3 separate regions of the Homo sapiens genome follow, and all the other regions are linked to region 1. Evidence: chromatin contacts called from ENCODE Hi-C or POLR2A ChIA-PET data. All regions are on one chromosome and are shown on one strand. Each heading gives the region's core, a stretch centred on a gene start or an enhancer-like site at or near the end of the contact. The rest is flanking DNA. Distances are from core to core; before and after follow the strand shown.

Region 1 (4,614 bases), core at 1-2,500:
GATCTGTGTCCAAACAGACGGATGGGACTAACAAGCTCTTACGTCCCTGGAGGTCACAGACAAAGTCCTCTTGGCTTCTGGTCCTGACTTGTTGCCCACTAACTCCGTAGCTGCTTCTCAGATCTTAGTTTTCTCACTTGTAAAATAAGGGGGCTGTAAATAAGTGGAAGCCCTGGTGTCAGAAGAGGCATCAGAGCTGGGTTTGTATTCCCACTGTGTGATTTTGGCGAATTAGAGAACGTTTCTGGGCCTGTTTAACCATCTGTAAAGTGGGGCTATAAAATGGAGACTTAGCTGCTAGGGTTAATGAGAGAATTAACGGAATCAGTGTTTGACACATAAGAAGTGCTCGATGTTAGTCATTATTTTTTATTATTTTAGTAATATCATCTCTGAGGGCCCTTACAGGACTTCCAGACCGAGTCCACGCCCCTGGGGGACTTGGGAGCAGTAAAATGTAGTGGCAGGAGGCACCTCGGCCATCGCCCACCCCACCAGCTGGGAGACTCGGGCAGGTTATTCACCCTTCTGCACCTCGCTTGACTTATCTGTATAAAGAGAACAGTCACAGTAACTGCCTCATGGAGTTACTCCCAGGACTGAGATAATCCACGGACACACTTAGCCCAGTGCCCAGCACTCGGCTGGAGCTCCAAAAAGGTCAGCTATTGTTATGAAGCGTAGGGCGGGGAGGGTTCATCCTCTTGGGCGGTCAGGCCAGGCTGCATTTAGGTACCCGGTGGGGGCGGAGCAGGGGCGACGCCGGTGCACGCCCTCTTTTTTTTATTTTTAAAATTTCACCCGGGCCTTGACAACCGGTACAATCCTGTCCTCCCCTGTTCCCGCCCCCGAGCCAGAGGATTCGCTTTTGCGTGGGCAGCTGCAGGGATGGTGACTCGGGCTAGCTCAGATGTGGCTGCCGTTAGTCCCCAGCTGCGCGCTCCCCCGTCCCTCCCCAGCCCTCTTCCGGCGCCTGCTAAAGCGAGAGAAATGCCCTCGGGGGAAGATATGTAGCGATCCAATGGAACGTGGAGATCAACGTTGTGTTTTCTTCGCGCCCACCCGAAGTTGAAGGGAGGTGGCGCGGCGGGTCTCAGCCCCTCCCGGACGCCGAGGCCCGGCCCCCGCCCCTCGGAGACCCGCCCCCGCATGCGGAACCGCCCTCTGCGAGGCCCGGTTTGGGCCGTGCGGGAATGGGCGTGGCCTGGGCGGGGCGGGCGCTAGGACCCACCGGAGCGCCGTGAACGTCACCGAGCGGCGCCGAGGCCCCGGGTTGAGCGGGAGGCGCGATCGGTCCGGTCGGTGGCTCCCCGCGGCGGGGCCGGGCCCGATCTCGGGCGGGAACCGAGCGCAGAGCCGGTACTGGGGGAGGGGAGAGGGGGCGGGATTCCCGCCGGGAGGGATCCGGCGTAGCAGGGGGCGGAGTCTTATTCCAACCCCGCTTCGCTTTCCGCATGTCCCGCTTTGCGCTCCCGGCCCTGGGCATCCCGCTGTTTCCCTCTGCGTCCGCGGCCCTGCCCTTTTCGGGGGCACAGCTGTGGTCTTTCCACCCCGCGAGACAGCGGGGCGAGGGGGCGCGGGCGGCCAGTGGATAGAGGCTGATGCCCCCAAGCACGGACGCCAGCGTGGGGGTGGAGGTTCTTCCAGCTGCCCTGAGCCTGTGCGAAGCGGGAGGTCCTTCCCCAGTTCCCACAGACTGTGGGGAGGGAAGAGACGGTGGAAGCGAGCGGGTTCTGGGCTCCTGGGTCTCTGGAACTACCCTCTGCCCTTGCCCCAACACTCAGGTAGCGGGAAGGATGACCACGCTCACACGACAAGACCTCAACTTTGGCCAAGGTAGGGAGGCTGGACCTGCGGGCCCGGGGGCGGGGGCGTCTGGGCCGGCGGGCTTCCTCGAGCGCGCCACCGGCTTGTGCCCCCCTGCAGTGGTGGCCGATGTGCTCTGCGAGTTCCTGGAGGTGGCTGTGCATCTCATCCTCTACGTGCGCGAGGTCTACCCCGTGGGCATCTTCCAGAAACGCAAGAAGTACAACGTGCCGGTCCAGGTGAGGCACGTCCCAGAACCACAGAGTGGGTACAGGGTGGACTTTTAAAAATTCTTTGGTCGGGCGCCGTGGCTCACGCCTGTAATCCTAGCACTTTGGGAGGCCGAGGCGGGCGGATCACCTGAGGTCAGGAGTTCGAGACCAGCCTGACAAACATGGTGAAACCCCGTCTCTACTAAAAATACAAAAATTAGCCGGGCGTGGTGGCCAAGGCCTGTAATCCCAGCTACTCAGGAGGCTGAGGCAGGAGAATCCCTTGAACCCAGGAGGCGGAGGTTGCAGTGAGCCGAAATTGTGCCACTGCATTCCAGCCTGGGTGACAAGAGCGAAACTCCGTCTCAAAAAAAAAAAAAAAAAAAAAAAAAAACCTCTTCCACTTCGGGCCAAGCCACCTCATTCCGCAGGGCCCTGCCCATGCCTTCCAATGCCTTCCAGTTCCAAAGTGGTGATGCCTACCCACCCCTCAGAAGAGAGTTCCCCTTGCCAGAAGTTAGGGACCAGGCCTGATAAGAGTTACCCCGGGGGTGGCCGGGCATGGTGGCTCACACCTGTAATCCCAGCACTTTGGGAGGCTGAGGCGGGCGAATCACAAGGTCAGGAGTTCAAGAAACCAGCCTGACCAACATGATGAGATCCTGTCTCTACTAAAAATACAAAAATTAGCCTGGTGTGGTGGTACGCGCCTGTAATCCCAGTTACTAGGGAGGCTGAGGCAGGAGACTCGCTTGAACCCGGGATGCAGAGGTTGAAGTAAGCCCAGATCGTGCCACTGCACTCCAGCCTGGGCGACAGAGCAAGACTATGTCTCCAAAAAAAAAAGTTACCCTGGGGGCATGGTGGCACTTTGAAGGAGCTCGTGAAGCTGGTGAACCTTGGTGTGAGGAGGGTATTTCCAAAAACCTCCAAATCTTCTCCCTACCATTTATCCTAAACTCAATGGGTTAAGGCTAAAAGGCAGACAAAGCAGTGTGCATCGCACTGTAGCTCCAGTCCCTAGAAGTGCCTGTCTCTGGAAGGCACTCAGGAAACATGAGAATAAGTGGTAGAAGCTCAAAGGACATCCAGGTGGTCCCCGCTTCAAGTCCCCACACCACCATTGTTTTCTCACTTCCAGTATGGTATTCAAGACATTACTTGAGGTAGTCAGCACTTTATTTTTTATTTTATATTTTATTTTATTTTATTTTTTGAGACTGAGTCTCGCTCTGTCGCCCTGGCTGGAGTGCAGTGGCGTGATCTTGGCTCACTGCAACCTCCACCTCCTGGGTTCAAGTGATTCTCCTGCCTCAGCCTCCCGAGTAGCTGGGATTACAGGCGTGTGCCACCACATCTGGCTAATTTTTGTATTTTTAGTAGAGACAAGGTTTCGCCGTGTTGGCCAGGCTGGTCTCGATCTCCTGACCTCTGGTGATCCACCTGCCTTGGCCTCCCAAAGTGCTGGGATTACAGGCGTGAGCACTTTATTATGAAACAGGTTTTGTGTTAGATAATGTTGCCCAACTGTGGGCTAATGTGTTTTGAGTGTGTTTAGGTAGGCCTGGCTAAGCTATGATGTTCTGTATGTTATGTGTATTAACTGCATTTTCCGCTGGCGATATTTGATTGGTTTATCCAAACATAAACCCATAGTAAGTTGAAGGTCACCTTTAGAGGGGAAAGGAAAAAACAATTGACATTTACTCACTTCTTCTTTATGATGAAGTGATTGAAGCCCAGAGAAGTTAAGGAATTTGCCTGAGGCCACACAGTTCCTTAGTTCTTAACTTTTGACATCTGATTACATTTTCCTGGATCCTTTTTCTGGAAAAATGCCCAAGTGCACAAAGATACAACTTTAGGGATTTTTCAGACTCTGGAGGAGTCCATGGACCCCACATTAAGAACCCCTAATGGTATATTAAATGCTCATATTGGGATTGAGTTCTTATCTTTCTTTTCCTTTGAGATGGAGTCTTGCTTTGTTGCCCAAGCTGGAGTGCAGTGGCTTGATCTCAGCTCACTGCAACCTCCGCCTCCCAGGTTCAAGTGATTCTCCTGCCTCAGCCTCCCAAGTAGCTGGGATTACAGGTGCCACCTCACCTGGCTAATTTTTGTATTTTTAGTAGAGATGGGGTTTTGCCATTTTGGCCAGGCTGGTCTCAAACTCCTGACCTCAGGTGATCCACCCACCTCATCCTCTCAAAGTGCTGGGATTAGAGGAGTGAGCCACTGTGCCCAGCCTGAGTTCTTATCTTCTAACTTCTTTCTCTATGGATAAGTTCACAGTTCTTAGCCTCTGGTTTTTTTTTTTTTTTTTGAGATGGAGTCTCGCTCTGTTGCCCATGTTGCAGTGCAGTGGCGTGATCTCGGCTCACTGCAACCTCCGCCTCCCGGGTTCAAGCGATTCTTTTGCCTTAGCCTGCCAAGTAGCTGGGACTAAGGTGCCTGCCACCATGCCCGGCTAATTTTTGTATTTTTAGTAGAGATGGGGTTTCACCATATTGGCCAGGCTGGTCTCGAATACCTGACCTTGTGATCCACCTGCCTCGGCCTCCCAAAGTGCTGAGATTATAGGCGTGAGCCACCATGC
Region 2 (4,614 bases), core at 1,184-3,683, 2.7 Mb after region 1:
GTAATCCCAGCATTTTGGGAAGCCGAGGAGGGTGGATCACCTGAGGTCAGGAATTTGAGACCAGCCTGGCCTATATTATAAAATCTCCTCTCTACCAAAAATATGAAAGTTAGCCAGGCATAGTGGCACACGCCTGTAGTCCCAGCTACTCAGGAGGCTGAGGCAGAACACTTGAACCCAGGAGGCGGAGGTTGCAGTGAACCAAGGCATATGAGACCACATGCCTCTCACCCCCAAGAGCGCCTAGCCCTGTGCCACCTCCTCCTCCTGGCCACTGCACTCCAGCCTGGGCAATAGAGTGAGACTCTGTCTAAAAAACAAAAAAAATGCAAAAATTAGCTGGGCATGGTGGGGCACGCCTGTAATCCCAGCTACTTGGGAGGCCGAGGCATGAGGATTGCTTGAACACTGGAGGCCGGAAGCGACAGTCAGCCATGACCACGCCACTGCACTCCAGCCTGGGCAACACAGCAACACTTTGTCTCAAAAAAAAAAAAAAAGAGAGAGAGAGAGAAAATACCTACAACATAGTCAGGAGCAGGAGCAGGATAAACATAAATAAGGACCTTTCATTCTCTCAGTCTTGTCATTTACCCACCTGTTACCACCCATGGGCAAACACATTTTCCCCCAGGTATCCTTTTTTTTTTTTTTTTTTTTTTTGAAACAGGTTCTCGCTCTATCACCCAGGCTGGAGTGCAGTGGTGTGATCATGCCTCACTGCAGCCTCAGCCTCCTGTTTTCCAGTGATCCTCCTACCTCAGCCTCCCAAGTAGCTGGGACCACGGGGGCATGCCACCATGCCCAGCTGATTTTTGTATTTTTGGTAGAGATGAGGTTTCACCATGTTGCCCTGGCTGGTCTTGAACTCCTGAGCTCAAGCAATCCTCCACCCACTCAGCCTCTCATTGTGCTGTGCTTATAGGCATGAACCACCGCACCCTGGCCTTCCCCAGGTATACTATGTGTATTCTGCTTTGATCACTTCTCTTAAAGGTCATGTTAATTAAAAAACATGTTAATGTTTCCATGTTCCCACATTTCATAATTATCCTTTGAAACAGAAGTCTGGCATTCCAATCAATTAGTTACTCCTAATTTATTCAATCATTCTCTACTTTAAAAAAAAAATGCTAGTAGAAATGATTCTGAAATAAGCACCTTTGTCCAATATTTTATTGACTTATTTAACACTATTTAGTGTAATTAGAAATAATAACTGTGTTTTTCTGAAAGTGTTTAATTTGTTCTTTCCCCCAAATGGACAATTAGTCCAAATGCACAAGAGGAGGCATATATGAAGAACCTAGGAACACACAGAAAGGAACAGCAAACACTGGGATCTACTTCCGGCTGGAGGGTGGGAGGAGGGAGAGGAGCAGCAAACAAACACTGGGAAGTGGGCTTAATACCTGGGTGATGAAATAATCTGTACAACAAACCCCCGTGGCACGAGTTTACCTATGTAACAAACCTTCACATATACCCTGAACCTAAAATAAAAGTTAAAAAAAAAAAAAAAGCCAGGTGCGGTGGCTCATGCCTGTAAGCCCAGCACTTTGGGAGGCCAAGGCAGGCGGATCACTAGAGGTCAGGAGTTCTAGACCAGCCTGGCCAACATGGTGAAACCTCATCTCTACTAAAAACACACAAAAAAAGGCTGGGTACGGTGGCTCACGCCTGTAATCCCAGCACTTTGGGAGGCCGAGGCGGGCAGATCATGAAGTCAGGAGATCCAGGCCATCCTGGCTAACACGGTGAAACCCCGTCTCTACTAAAAATACAAAAAAAAAATTAGCCAGGCATGGTGGCAGGCACCTGTGGTCCCAGCTACTCAGGAGGCTGAGACAGGAGAATGGCGTGAACCCGGGAGGCAGAGCTTGCAGTGAGCTGAGATTGCGCCACCGCACTCCAGCCTGGGCGACAAAGCGAGACTCCACCTCAAAAAAAAAAAAAAAAAAAAAAAAAAGCTGGGTGTGGCGGCACGTGCCTATAATCCCGGCTACTTGGGAAGCTAAGGCAGGAGAATAGCTTGAGCCCAGGAAGCCGAGGTTGCAGTGAGCTGAGATTGCGCCACTGCACTCCAGCCTGGGCAACAAAGGAAGACCCTGTCTCAAAAAAAAAAGAGGCATACATGGAAAAATGACACAGAAAAAGCATCCTAGATCCAGGTCACAGCCTCACTGGGTCTCTGAAAGTCCTCATTTCTGCGGACCAATGTCAGGCAATGTTTTTTCTCTCTCCTTGGTGCAACTAGGGAGCTTTCGGCTTGGGGCTTGGTGGGTGCAAAGACGAAATTCGTGCTGTGTATGATTTGTGCACTGGCAACGTGTGTCTTATCAACATTTCCAAGGAGAATTTGCTCCTGGGGAAAGTCAGCAGGGTCCAGAGAGCAAAAGGATCATAAAGCCAGGTAGGCCCAGGGGAGAAACAGCCGGTCTTTAGGTGGCTGGCGCAGAGCAGGTGTCACTTGGGAGGTAGAGCACACCTGTTCTCCCACCTGAACAAGGATGGAGAACAAAGAGGCGGGAACCCCTCCACCCATTCCATCCAGGGAGGGGGTAAGTGCCAAGACTAGGAACCTGTCACTGTCCCTCTCCCACCAGCTGTGCAGACCTGTGGAGGGAGGTGAAGGCCGTGGAATGCTTTTAGCAAGGAGCGGGTAGCGTGCTTCCTTTTTCTTCAGGATAACCAGGCCTGGGAGAGCCATGTGGAGAAGCAGCTATGCTCAAACCTCATGGCTCAGACATGGGCCAGGGTGGCTGAGCGAATGCTGGGAGAGCGGATGGTGCTGGAGATGCCTCTCTCCCTTCCACCCCTGCTCCCCTCCGCTTCCCCTACCCTTAAAGATCGAGGGGAGATGGCCTCTGAAGAATGCCCGAATCCTGCCCTTCTGTCTGGTTGTTCCTGGATGTGCAGAGCTACGGGCTGTGGGCAGCCAGGCAGCTAAGTGTGAGGGTTGGGGTGAGGACATGTGGAACAGGAGTGAGGGGTGGAGGGGGCAGTGGGGAGGGGGCATGCACCAGGGCCTTGGCTCTAGGACATGGTCAGAGACCCTGCCCACCTGCTCCTCAGACTTTGGCCCTCAGGCCAGTTCCCCTCCAAGCTGCCCTGGGTGTTGTGGCAACCATGGAAAGCCTGGCCCTGAGCACAGGCGACTGCCGGGATTTTCCTAAGGGCCTGTTCTAGAGGCAGAGGCAAGCAATGAGTCCCTCTGTCTGGGATGCTCTTCCCCCCGATGCTTACACAGCTGCTCCCTCTCATCCATTCTGGTCCCGGCTCAAAGGGCGCCTGCTCAGAGAGGCCTTCCCTGCCCTGCCCACCCTACTGAACACAGTCTCTCATTCCTCACAGGCTGCTACCCCACCCATCACCCTATTTTATTGTCCTCACAGCATTCTAGCTATTTGGAATTATCATCTTTGTCTTTCTTGGACGGGGTGGGCTCCCCTCACTAGAAAGTGAGCTTCTTAAAGGCAGTGCTTTGCTGGGCCTTTTTCCTAAAGCATCCCCTACTTCACACTTGGCCTCCAGGGCCTAGTACAGGGCCAGGCACGTAGCAGATGCTCAGATACATCCTCAAGGAGGGAATGAATGCGTGCAGAGACCTCAGCCCCCAAAAGCCCCAGCCCTGCGCCACCTCCTCCTCTTTTCCGGGGGCACGGCCTGGGATCCCCCATCCCCCACTTCCAGCCCAGGCTGGAGGGAGGTGGAGGCCCAGCCACTCCACTTCCCGAGGCCCAAGCCCACAGCGTCCCGACCTTGGACTTGTCTCCTACAGCGGCTCCAGCCGACGCTGTTGCTGGCGACACTGAGCGCGGCCTTTGGCTCAGCCTTCCAGTACGGCTACAACCTCTCTGTGGTCAACACGCCGCACAAGGTGGGCACAAGGTGGGCACAAGGTGGGCCGGGCAGCAGCTGACCGGGGTCGTGGGTGGAAGGTAGCCGCCATCTTCCTCCGTGGAGGCTGCCATCTTGCCTGTAGGAGGCACCATCTTGCCTTTGGGAGCAGCCAGCTTGCCCTAGTACCCTGGATGCTCACCCCTGGAGACCAGGGCGTGGCAGGAGGTGTTTCCCCCTGGAGTGTCGTCCTTTCCGGGCACATTGGGATGCTGGGGGACCTGTTCCATTTTCCAGCCCAGTCTTTTTGGGCCTCAGGTCCCACTGCTCTCACCTTGGGTAGGCCCCTTGTTGATTGGAAAGAGAATGGGGTCAAAGATTGAACTCTGTGGCATTTAGGGATTGGGGCAAAGGGGAAAAAAGGAAAAAGAGAAGGGGCCCTTGCAGGTGTGGAAGACCCTGAGGGCAGAATGTCCCCAAAACCTAGTAAAGGATGAGAGTCAAGGAGGGAGGGACAGCCTGTGCTGATGAGCTCAGATGAGGACTGAGAACTGACTACAGGCTTGACCTTGGTATACGTCTATGCTTACGCTTGTATACATATATTAGCATGTCTACAGACACTGTATTACATTTGTTTGTGTATTACGTATATATACATATATTAGTGTACTTACAATTATTACCATGGATGGAACCTCCGAGTCAAGCAATGTACCATCACTTAATCACATTTAATGCTAACACATTCTTTATAAGGTACATCTTGTTTCC
Region 3 (4,614 bases), core at 692-3,191, 2.1 Mb after region 1:
AGGAAGGCTCAACCTCTTGCTAGGTTGGTCTGGCTTCTGAATCGTGACAGTGGCCAATTTATGACCTCCAGGTGAAACCCAGTGCTCTATGAGGACATCTTAAAGCATCCTGGGAAAGGCTGGCCCTTCTCGGCCCAATCAACAGCAAGGGTCTCAATGCCACACCGTGACCTGCTGGTGTCGTCAGGGGCGTGAAAGGACTTCCAGGCACCCTCCTAGTTCCCCTGGCACCAGCTAGCCCAATATCTCTCCAAGGCCCCAGACTCTTGTTTCCAGGAGATGGAGAGCTGTGGCCAGCAGGGCAGGAAGGGGAGACAGCATCCCTGAGGACAGCTGCAGTGTGTGGCACAGTGAGCCACCCAGTCCAAGTCCAGCCTCAATAAACACAACGGAGGTGCTGTGTGGCTGGCAGACTATCCCCTCCCCCAGGCTCTCATCCTTGAGGCAACACCCCCCATCCTGGGTTAGCTGAGAGGCGGCTTCGTCCAGGAAGAACACCGGGTGCTGGACCAGCTCAGCTGGCAACATGCTCTGGGAATGTGAGCAAATCACCTGAGGTCTCTGGACCTCGGTCCCCTGGGTATAAAACCACCGGCTTGGACAAGCTGGTCCTGCAGATGCTCAACTTCCAGGAATCCAGCAGAAACCGACATGGAGAGACTTGGGTTGTCAGGGACCTCTGGGCTGGGGTCACTCAATCCCCAGCTACCCTCCTCAGTCACATCTGGCCCATCCTCCAGACACAGCTGATGTCCCTCCCATGCCTTCCTCCTCTGGGAAGCCTCTGTGACTCAACCACCTGTACTTCTTTTTCCCCGTTTCCCCCCTGGAGGAGAGAAGCAGCACCGGTATGTGTTAAGGAAGAACAAACAGACCAGCCAGACGATCAGGGTTCAAACCCCAGCTCTGCCACTTGCTGCTGAGTGGGCAAGTCCCTTCTCCCCTTTTTCCTAAGGGTGTGAGCTCATTGCATCCCTTGCCGAAGCTGCAAACCCATCCACTCTTTCTAGGATGTTCTCACAACCCCACTTTCCCCCCTGCCCTCTGGAAAGGTGGATCAAGTGGAGAAACAGTAAGCTACCTGCGAGGCTCTGCTGAAGCAACAGGCCACTAAGCTTTTATGCCTGGCGATGGAGGCCGATGAAAGAGGCCGGATCTGAACCCGGGGGCCCGCATGGCCCGTGAGCCGGGCAGGGAGGAGGGTGGCCCCGGCCCGTCTTGAACTGTTTGGAGGCATCTCAGGCCTTGCCCACCTCTGGGAGGCAGCCCAGCCTCGGGGTCTGCCCTGCAGATTCCATCGGCTCAAACCATGATTCCTCTCATTAACAGCAAGTTACTGAGCCTCCCTGTCCCTCAGCTGCTCTAGCGTAAGCAGGGGCTGTGGCTCTGAAACGCGCGGATGCGAGGCGTGTAGAAAAACGCCCGGGACGTCACATGCCGAGCAGCAACCGCCAGCCGCGATCGCCAGCATCGCCGTGCACCGGGGCCCAGCACGGGGCTGAGGGCAGGGGCGGCCCGTGCGCACCGGCTCCAGCCCCCCGCGGCTCCCGGAGGAAGTTTGTGGCCCCCGCGCGGCGCTCTCGCCCGCGCCCCACGTTCCCGGAGTCCCCGCCGCTCCACTCGACTCCGCAGCCGCTTCCCGACTGCAGTCTCAACCCGGTCTCGGGGGGCGGCGGCGCGCGCCGGGGGTCTCCGCGCGCCCGCGGGCAGCCCGGGTCCCGGCCGAGGGGGGCAGCGGGCCGGGGCGGCGCGGGGGCGGGCCTGGCGGGCGGCGCAGAGGGCCGCGTGGGGCCGAACCATGCACTCACCTCCGCGCGATCCGGTAGAGCAACACGCCGGCCGCGGCGCACGCCGTGACCCCCAGGCCGCCGGCCAGGCCGGCCGTGGGGCAGCGGGCCAGCAGCGCGCTCACTCCCTCCATGGCTCTCCGCGTGGAAGGACGGCAGGCCGGCAGGGGGGTAGGCGGGTAGGCGGGTAGGCGGGTAGGCGGGCAGGCGGGCAGGCGGGCAGGCGGGCAGGAGGCGGTGACGCCGGGGGCGCGGGCCGCAGGCGGGACGCGGGGCGGCGACGCGCGCCTCCTCGCGCCGTGACCTTCGCCGCTTTGTAGCGGGCGCGGGCCCGCCCCCTGACTCGGCGCGCTCCCGTCGCGCAGCCAATCGGGACGAGGGGTGAGCCCGGGTGGGCGGGGCGGCGGCGGAAGCGACAGAGCCGGCCGGGGAGCGCCCCCGCGCGGCCGGAGGTGGAAGGCGGCGCGGGGAGGGCGGGGCACGGAGCCCTGTAGGAAAGCCCCGCCTTCTGCCTCCCGCGCCAGCCGCCAGGCCCGGAGGTCTGGCTGCAGACAGTCCACCGAGCTTCTGCTAAGGGGAGCATCTCCAGAGTACGCAACTGCTTGTAATTAGTCTTTTTCCCCCTCGCTAATCCTGTCTAGTCAAACCCAGCCTATGCGCCCAGTGCTGTTTAGCAGCTCCTTGAGCCGCTCTAATGGTTGAAAAACTAGCTTTTTAGAAACACGATCATCCACGGATAGGGACATGGTTGAATAAATCATAGGACAGCCATAGTTCGGAACATAATGCAACCATTAGAAAGAATGCCAGATCCAGGCAGGGCGCGGTGGCTCACGCCTGTAATCCCAGCACTTTGAGAGGCCGAGGCGGGCGGATCACGAGGTCAGGAGATCGAGACCATCCTGGCTAACACGGTGAAACCCCCTCTCTACTAAAAATACAAAAAATTAGCCGGGCGTGGTGGCGGGCGCCTGTAGTCCCAGCTACTCGGGAGGCTGAGGCAGGAGAATGGCGTGAACCCGGGAGGCGAAGCTTGCAGTGAGCCGAGATCGCGCCACTGCACTCCAGCCTGGGCGACAAAAGCGAGACTCCTTCTCAAAAAAGAAAGGAAAGGCAAGGAAAGAGAGAGAGAGAGAAAGAAGGAAGGAAGGAAGAAAGGAAAGAAGGAAGGAAAGAAGGAAAGAAAGAAAGGAAGAAAAGAAAAGAAAGCCAGATCTGGAGTTATTGGCATAGATGGATGATACATTGTTTTTAAAAAGCAACATGCAGGCAGGGCGCGGTGGCTCACACCTGTAATTCCAGCACTTTGGGAGGCCGAGGCGGGCGGATCACCTGAGGTCAGAAGTTCAAGACCAGCCTGGGCAACATGGTGAAACCCCATCTCTACTGAAAATACAAAAATTAGCCGGGCGTGGTGGTGCACACCTGTAATCCCAGCTACTCGGGAAGCTGAGGCACAAGAATCGCTTGAACCTGGGAGGCGGAGGTTGCAACGAGTCAAGATTGTGCCGCTGCATTCCAGCCTGGTGACAGGAGACTCCTTCTGAAAAAACAAAAACGACAACAAAAAAGCAACATGCAGGCCGGGCACATGGTGGCTCACGCCTGTAATTCCAGCATTTTGGGAGGCCGAGGCAGGCGGATCACAAGGTCAGGAGCTGGAGACCATCCTGACCAACATGGTGAAACCTGGTCTCCACTAAAAATACAAAAATTAGCTGGGTGTGGTGGTGGGCGCCTGTAGTCCCAGCTACATGGGAGGCTAAGGCAGGAGAATTGCTTGAACCCAGGAGGCGGAGGTTGCAGCGAGCTGAGGTTGCGTCACTGCACTCCAGCCTGGCAACAGAGTGAGACTCCATCTCAAAAAAAAAAAAAAAAAGAAAAAGAAAAAGAAAAAGCAACATGCAGATTGATTTTTAAATAATATCCAAAGCTTAAATAAAGCCTTATGTGCTTGTGGGAAGTGGAGAATAGTTAACACTGAACTGCAAACTGATTACCTGGTGGTGGGAGGAGATTCAAGGGGAAGAGTCACTGTGTTTCATTATTGATTTCAGCTAAATTACTAGTTTTAAAAAAGTAAACAGAAAATATTTGTATCTAATTACACACTATGTTCCAGTGTTCTGATCACTTTTTTTTTTTTGAGGTTAACATTGTAAACTCTTTGTGGGTAGTGATGGATTGAGGGCAAATGTTTTTTTGCTCCTGCAGCCAGTTCCTCTGTCCACACCGGAATCATGCACATTCACTGGGGGGAAGGGGGACTGGAAAGTGAAGCAGACAGGAAACCTGGAGGTTCACTTGGGTCTGGACCTCCTCTTTCTTGTGAGTATCCCAGCAAAAGCCTTTCCATGCAGTCTTGATGCTTTCACCAGCCATGAGCAAACAAAATAATCATTTAAGGTGTATCTTCCCTCAAAACAGCAGGCAGGCATTGTGTTTAAGTGCCATTTGCTTCCCAAGGAAGATTCAGTTTGCATGTCCCACCCAAAGGACTCTTTATGTGGCCAATTCTATTACGTGCATTAGTTTAAGCACACCTTTATCAGCAGTATCATCCATGGATCTGTAATTCTTAAGTAAAAGGAATGAAATGGTTTGTCAGATCTTGACTTTGAAGTCAGACCATTCCACAGGCTCAGATGCCCCTCTTGCTCTGTCGTCCAGATTGGAGTAGAGTGGCACAATCCCATGGCTCACTGCAGCCTCAACCTCCTGGCCTCAAGGGATCCTCCCACCTCAGCCTCCCAAGTAGCTGGGACTACAGGTGCATGCTCAGCTAATTTTTTTGTAAAGAGAAGGTCTCCCTATGTTGCCCAGGCTG

What was found. A loop is a pair of places that touch in the nucleus more often than their neighbours do. ChIA-PET counts read pairs that join two places held with the same protein, here RNA polymerase II (POLR2A). Pooled maps may share reads with other maps.
Region 2: POLR2A ChIA-PET joins it to region 1 with 10 read pairs in activated CD4-positive, alpha-beta T cell. The contact joins the promoter of SLC2A7 here to the promoter of MAD2L2 in region 1. A Hi-C loop is called at or near these places in 1 of 168 maps with a recorded cell type or tissue (posterior vena cava). POLR2A ChIA-PET finds 5 or more read pairs at or near these places in 1 of 52 experiments (activated CD4-positive, alpha-beta T cell).
Region 3: a loop to region 1 is called in a pooled map, with 2.1 times the contacts of the local background. The contact joins the promoter of TMEM201 here to the promoter of MAD2L2 in region 1. A Hi-C loop is called at or near these places in 1 of 50 pooled maps. POLR2A ChIA-PET finds 5 or more read pairs at or near these places in 2 of 52 experiments (GM10248 and activated naive CD4-positive, alpha-beta T cell).

Annotation. Positions count from the first base shown.
Region 1 is chr1:11,677,784-11,682,397 of GRCh38, reverse strand. MAD2L2 (mitotic arrest deficient 2 like 2) reads left to right here and starts at 1,250. Exons shown (of 9, transcript NM_006341.4): 1 at 1,250-1,359; 2 at 1,785-1,836; 3 at 1,927-2,045. The coding sequence starts at 1,797. RefSeq lists silencers at 909-1,428, 1,869-1,928.
Region 2 is chr1:9,024,242-9,028,855 of GRCh38, reverse strand. SLC2A7 (solute carrier family 2 member 7) reads left to right here and starts at 2,433. Exons shown (of 12, transcript NM_207420.3): 1 at 2,433-2,561; 2 at 3,782-3,880. The coding sequence starts at 2,511.
Region 3 is chr1:9,586,238-9,590,851 of GRCh38, reverse strand. TMEM201 (transmembrane protein 201) reads right to left here and starts at 1,941. Exons shown (of 11, transcript NM_001130924.3): 1 at 1,809-1,941. The coding sequence starts at 1,921. RefSeq lists silencers at 1,496-1,565, 1,726-1,925, 1,936-2,345.